2 separate regions of the Mus musculus genome follow, and region 1 is linked to region 2. A link is a loop called in an ENCODE intact Hi-C map of the cell type or tissue named here. Cell type or tissue: heart. All regions are shown on one strand. Each heading gives the region's core, and the rest is flanking DNA. Links, peaks and the distances in the headings are about the cores only. Region 1 overlaps Coro7 (coronin 7). Region 2 has its middle 1.8 kb from the start of Cdip1.

Region 1 (2,910 bases), core at 251-2,750, 160 kb after region 2:
GAGTTTGAGGACTACATAAGATGTTTAGGGACATCCAGGACTACATAGTAGAGAGACCCTGTCTCAAAATAAAACAAAAAACTGGTCCCACCCATGATGGGTGATTAAATGGAAGAATGGATAAATGAGGTTGGTGTGTGTGTGTGTGTGTGTGTGTGTGTGTGTGTGTGTACATTCAATGGATCAGTGGATTATCGAGTGATGGGTAGATAAATTGGTAAATGATTAGACAGATGAATAGGTAGGCAATTGGTTGGGTGGGAGGAAGTATTGGAGAAGAAATATGTCATAACGGGATTCAGAGGGTAAGGTCAGGCCCAGGAACCCTTGCCTGATGGAGACCAGGTAGAACACAGGGAAGAGAACCCACAGGAGAGGCCTGAGGGGTGGGCCTCGGGTACTTTGCATGATGGATTGGGGAGGGCATCCCAAGGAAGGTATCATATGATCTGGGTCATCCAAGCCTGAGGAGAAAGGCTGAACTGCAGGGGAGACGTCCAGCCTTGCTGGAGCTGAGGGTGCAACACAGACCATGAGGGAAGAAGGCCAGACAGGAGGCCGCAGTAGATCAGGCTAGTCACTGGGGCCAGGGTTGTATAGAGGACAAGACAAGTGGAGGCCAAACAGGAAGTTGGACACTGTTTCCCCCACCAGGCCACTTCTAAGGGCTAGACTCATCTCTCCTTTGATTACTGGCCCTTAGGCTATGCAGCCCAGAAAGGAGCAGGGTCTCTGTAGGAGTCTTTGCCCTACCTCAGGCCTCTTCAGCTCTAAGAATCTGCTCTACCCCTGACTCCTTGGCAGCCGGAGTGAACGCCAGCTACAGTTGTACATAGCTGACGCCCTGGCACAAGGCCCTTCAGCACTGCTGGGCCTCGATGTAGCTCCCTCGACCCTGCTTCCCAGCTATGACCCTGACACAGGCCTGGTGCTTCTCACTGGCAAGGTTAGCTGGAATGGACTGGCTGGGGGTCGGGCAGGGTCTGATGAGGCTGGGTGCTTTCCTTTCATAGCCTCCCCTCTGTCCCCCAGGGTGATACCCGTGTGTTCCTGTATGAGGTGCTCCCGGAGGCCCCTTTCTTCCTGGAGTGCAACAGCTTCACATCACCTGACCCTCACAAGGTGATAATCACCCTCACCACTGAACCTCCTGTCCCTAAGCTGCACTGCAAGGTTTCCGTGCCCCCTCGTGGCCATGTGTGGAAGTGCAGGAGCCAATGGGGGTCAGGAGAGCCGAGGTCCTGTGCCCAGCAGCAGATAGAGCAGACTGTAGTAATCCAGGAGTTTGGAGAGCTGGCTTTATATTCAGCCACTACTACAAATTAAACCATATAAGGTTAAGTTAAATGAACCAGGCATGGTGGCACATACCCGTCATACCACTTCTCTGGAGGCCAAGGTAGGAGGATCATGAGTTGAGACCAACTTGGGTGCTATGGTGAAACTTTGTCTCAGTCAGTCAAACAGAAATCCAAGGAAACAGATTCTCTTTAGTTGCTTGCTTATCTTGATGTGGTGTGCATGTGTGTTAAACTCTCAGGGGACTGTCCCACAGTGGCATGTCCCTCCCACAGTAGCATACCCCTCACATCTCTTTTCAACTGCTTGAAGTAGGACTTGGTGGGACTTTTGTTCTCTGTAGAAATAGGCCAGTGCTACATATCTGGTCTTTTTCCCTTAAAAGCACTAGCTATTCCCATTGACAGCACACCAGTACTTTAGTTACTTAGTTACTTTCCTGTTGCTGCGGAGAGACACCATGGCCAAGGCAACTTTTATAAAAGAACACATTTAACTGTGGGCTTGCTCACTGATTCAGAGGTAGGTCGTGACCATCGTGGCAGGGAGACGGGCAGCAGGTGAGGAGGGAGAGCCAAGTGTGGAAAGGCATGGGTTTCTAAAACCTCTAAGCCCGTTCACAGTGGCAACCTCTTCCAACAAGGCAATGCCTCTTTAGCCTGTTTAGCTCCACTTTCTGAGAATCAGCCATTCAAATAGATGAGCCCATGGAAAGATTCTCATTCAGAGCACCACGGCTCCCTGAGGGCAGGCGTGTCTGGGCCTAAGGAATTCTGCTACTCCAGGAGGCCCCACCCAGGAGGATTGACTCTAGCTCCTGCTTCCTCACTCCCCCTAGGGTTTTGTCCTTCTGCCCAAGACTGAGTGTGACATTCAGGATGTGGAGTTTGCCCGATGCCTGCGGCTGCGCCAGACCTCCTTGGAGCCTGTTGCTTTCCGGCTGCCCCGGGTCAGAGTGAGTTTGGGTCAAGCACTCAAGCTCCTCTTTTAGTGGCTGGCCAGAGACCAAGGAATTTAAGTTCTTACCTGTTCTTGCACCCAAACCTCCCAGCTGTCTACTTTGGAGGGAATATCTGCCTTCGTATTCTACTGAAGTTCTGCAGAGCATGTGAATGCCAGCATGGGTGGGGCCAGGTCTCAGGCCTCTGTGTCCTGGGCTGCTGGTCAGTGTCTCAGGACAGCCCCTTCACCCTCTGCAGAAAGAATTCTTCCAGGATGATGTGTTCCCGGACACAGCTGTGACCTGGGAGCCAGCACTCAGTGCCAAAGCCTGGTTTGAGGGTGCTAATGGACAGCCCCGGCTACTGAGTTTGCAGCCCCCTGGCATGACCCCAGGTAGAGTAAGGAATAAAACGGGGAGACAGCAGGGGCGGGGAATCTGGACAGGGGTGGAAGGAGGAACAGGAGGCCCAAGTACAGTCCTTCGTTCCTGCTGCCACAGACCTCCTAAGGATGTTAGACATGTCTCCAGACCCAGTCTCTGAACCCCTGGAGAGCAAGTTCTGTGGCTTGTGTTTTATCCTAGCACATATGCATATGTACACACACATGCATGTGTTGTATACTTAACACATGCAGTATCCTTACATATACATATCCTGGTGCTATGGG
Region 2 (2,910 bases), core at 243-2,742:
CACCTGAACTTGAAATTGACATTGGCTCCTCTATAAGAGCACTATATGTTCTTAACTGCTGAGCTATCTTTCTACACCCTGTCATGTTACAGTTACTAAAAGAAGGTTAGTAGAAAAATTTTAATTGCATTATGTGCATGCATTCCAGCTTCCTACATGCTAGCCTTGGTCTAAATCATTGTTTACACATTAGTCAGAATGAGGCCATGAAGTATCAGTCAAATCACAAATAGTTAGAATTTGAGGTAGCTATAGTCTATCAAATTACTACAAATAATTAGTAATTGTTGTAGCCAGAGACTACAACATCATTTTTCTTTTGTCAACTAATCAGTATACAACCTTGGTTTTTGGTGTTTTTGAGTGTTTATGTTTAAAGACACTTTATTTAACATATATTACTGGTTCTGTTTAATTAAACTTAAAGCCAAGCCTACACAAAACTCATCTAGTACATTTTTCTAAGGCACTGTGGCAATGCAATATTCTGAAAATATCTTTTACACTCTAGAGTCTGGGACTTTTGCTGGACCTCATAGCCAAAGTTAATACCTTAATTAAAACCTTAGCACTTAAGGCTGCTATCCTACTGTGAACTCAAACTGTTTAAACTGTCTTTAAGAGGACAATGTGCTGGGCAATGGTGGCACATGCCTTTAGTCCCAGCACTTCAGTGGCAGAGACAGGCAGATTTCTGAGTTCAAGGCCAGCCTGGTCTACAGAATAAGTTCCAGGACAGCCAGGGCTACACAGAGAAACCCTGTCTCAAAAAAAAAAAAAAAAAAAAAAACAAAACAACCAACCAAACAAAAAATGCAATGTAATAATCCTTAACTTGCCTTGGGTTTCTCAAATAATTAACATTACAACCTAAACTCATAGCTATGATCTTAGATTATGTGTACTTCCATGCCTCCTACCCAGATAATACTTGTGTATCATTTGCTGAAAGCAATAGAGGTTGAGAGAAACTTCTTAAAATCTACAACAAAGTTTGAAAGCATTGTCTAAGATATTGGTTGTTGAACAATGGTGTTTTTTTATCTGGGTGGGTTGGGATCAGGAGGACCCAGTGACTTAACGCCTTGTAAAACTGTCGAAGTTTTCTATAACTGTAACCCACATGATGTCTTCTGTACTATTCAATAAGACAGAGTACTCTTTGTTAGGTACAGACAAACACACAGCTCATACAACAGACACAGAGACACAAAAACACAGGAACAAACCTTCACAAGACAGCCTTCAAGCAGTCACAAATTCAGACAACAGAGGACGGAAGGCACAAGAAGCATGAAGTACAGAATTAAAACCTAAACTTGTGGAGCTAGAGAACTGGCTCAGGAATTGCTGCTCTTCCAGCGGTCCTGAGTTCAATTCCCAGCAACCACATGATGGCTAACAACCATCTGTAATGTGATCTAATGCTCTCTTCTGGCATGCAGGTGTACATGCAGATAGAGAACTTATACATAAAATAAATGAAAAAACAAAAACAAAAAACTCTGAGCTTGTTCTTGATTGAAGGACTCAAAGGGGAAGTGCTTTTATTTCTTTAATGTTACACTGATGATTACTGGTAATTCCAAGTTAATCATTAACGGGTATAATTCACACAAAGGACATCAAATCTAGTTTTACTTAGAAACACTAGATGGCACTTCAACTCTACCCTTAGGGCCATTTTAAACAACAAAACCACTAACACTATACATGCAATATTTTGTTAACAGGTTGCTCTTAATTAACCTCAGTTAACAATGCACAGGATCCATATGTCCATGAATAAACGTGAAAATACAAGTATTGATTTTGGAATAATATGTTACTGGTCAGATGAAATGTGCAGTACAAAACCCGTGACCAATGAAACTCAGTTGTAGTTCTAATGCTTAAAACTCCTCAAATTGTGATGTCTCCCTGCCTGTAATCCCAGCACTTGACAGACTGAGCGGTAGGAGGATGGTTGTGAGCCTGAAAGACTCAGAGGAACACCCTGCCTAAACATACAAAAGGATCCGTGAGATGGCTCATGGGTCTTTGCCATTTTGGAAGACCTGAGTGAGAACCAAAGCCCACATGCTGGAAGGAGGCCTGACTCCTGAAAGTTGCCCTTTGACATACATGCGTGCCTCACACACACACAAATACAAAAGAAAAAGAAGAGAGCTTTAGTTTCCATGTGCAATAAATCCAAACTTCATTGATGACCTTGGTGCTGTCTTCCAGTCTTCACCTTGCTGGCCAAAGTGCCTTTCAAAAGTTCATCTATACCAGTCTTCTTTCTTTTCTTTCTTTTTTTTTTTGTTTTTGTTTTTTTTTGTTGTTGTTGTTGTTTGTTTTTTGGAGACAGAGTTCTCTGTATAGCCCTGGCTGTCCTGGAACTCACTCTGTAGACCAGGCTGGCCTCGAACTAAGAAACCTGCCTGCCTCTGCCTCCCGAGGGCTGGGATTAAAGGCGTGCGCCACGACTGCCAGTCTCTTTCTTTACTTCACACCTCATCCCAACATAGCCTTTCCTACCTTCCCTACTCAGAGGCAACACTCTAATTCTGTTGGGACATCCTGTTGCTTTCCTTTGAGATGCTGGTCATTTTGTGGCTTATTTGTGTATTGTCTGTCAGAGTGGAATCTGTGTGAGGGCAGGGACAGCTGGTGTGGTTCACAGCTTCATGAAAGCCCAGGCAGCTTAGGGCAAGGGTGGTAGCTCTCCCTCAACTCTTGGGGTGCGCAGCACGCCTGGCTGGCTGGCCTGAGGGAGCGCTAGCACCACCATCTTTCTTTCGAGCCTTTCCCCCCCCCATCATAAAGGCCTGGGGAACTACCACTCGTTCGTCTCCCACCCGCAACGGGCCTCCACTGACGTCATCCAAGCTCATTGCGTGAGGCGCGAAGCCCCGCCCTAAGGCG

The links. Hi-C counts contacts between places; a loop is a spot of excess contacts. Peaks named below come from ENCODE experiments on the same cell type or tissue, not always from the same donor. Only the 100,000 strongest peaks of a DNase experiment are listed, where the experiment ranks them.
Region 1: it touches region 2 in a loop (5-fold over the local background); 6 of 42 quality-filtered maps call a loop at or near these places.

The regions. Positions count from the first base shown.
Region 1 is chr16:4,628,400-4,631,309 of GRCm38, reverse strand. It overlaps Coro7 (coronin 7), which reads left to right. Exons shown (of 28, transcript NM_030205.4): 22 at 805-946; 23 at 1,033-1,122; 24 at 2,138-2,254; 25 at 2,499-2,634. Among named protein-coding and RNA genes, the nearest start is that of Pam16, 4.9 kb to the right of the region's middle. In heart, for the core only: a CTCF peak has its summit at 1,208 (motif pointing left); a DNase peak (open chromatin) is centred at 1,179; H3K27ac peaks cover 558 bases.
Region 2 is chr16:4,790,267-4,793,176 of GRCm38, reverse strand. It overlaps a transcript of Cdip1 not described here. Among named protein-coding and RNA genes, the nearest start is that of Cdip1, 1.8 kb to the right of the region's middle. In heart, for the core only: a CTCF peak has its summit at 1,653 (motif pointing right); no DNase peak of the experiment used is centred there; H3K4me3 peaks cover 325 bases; H3K27ac peaks cover 315 bases.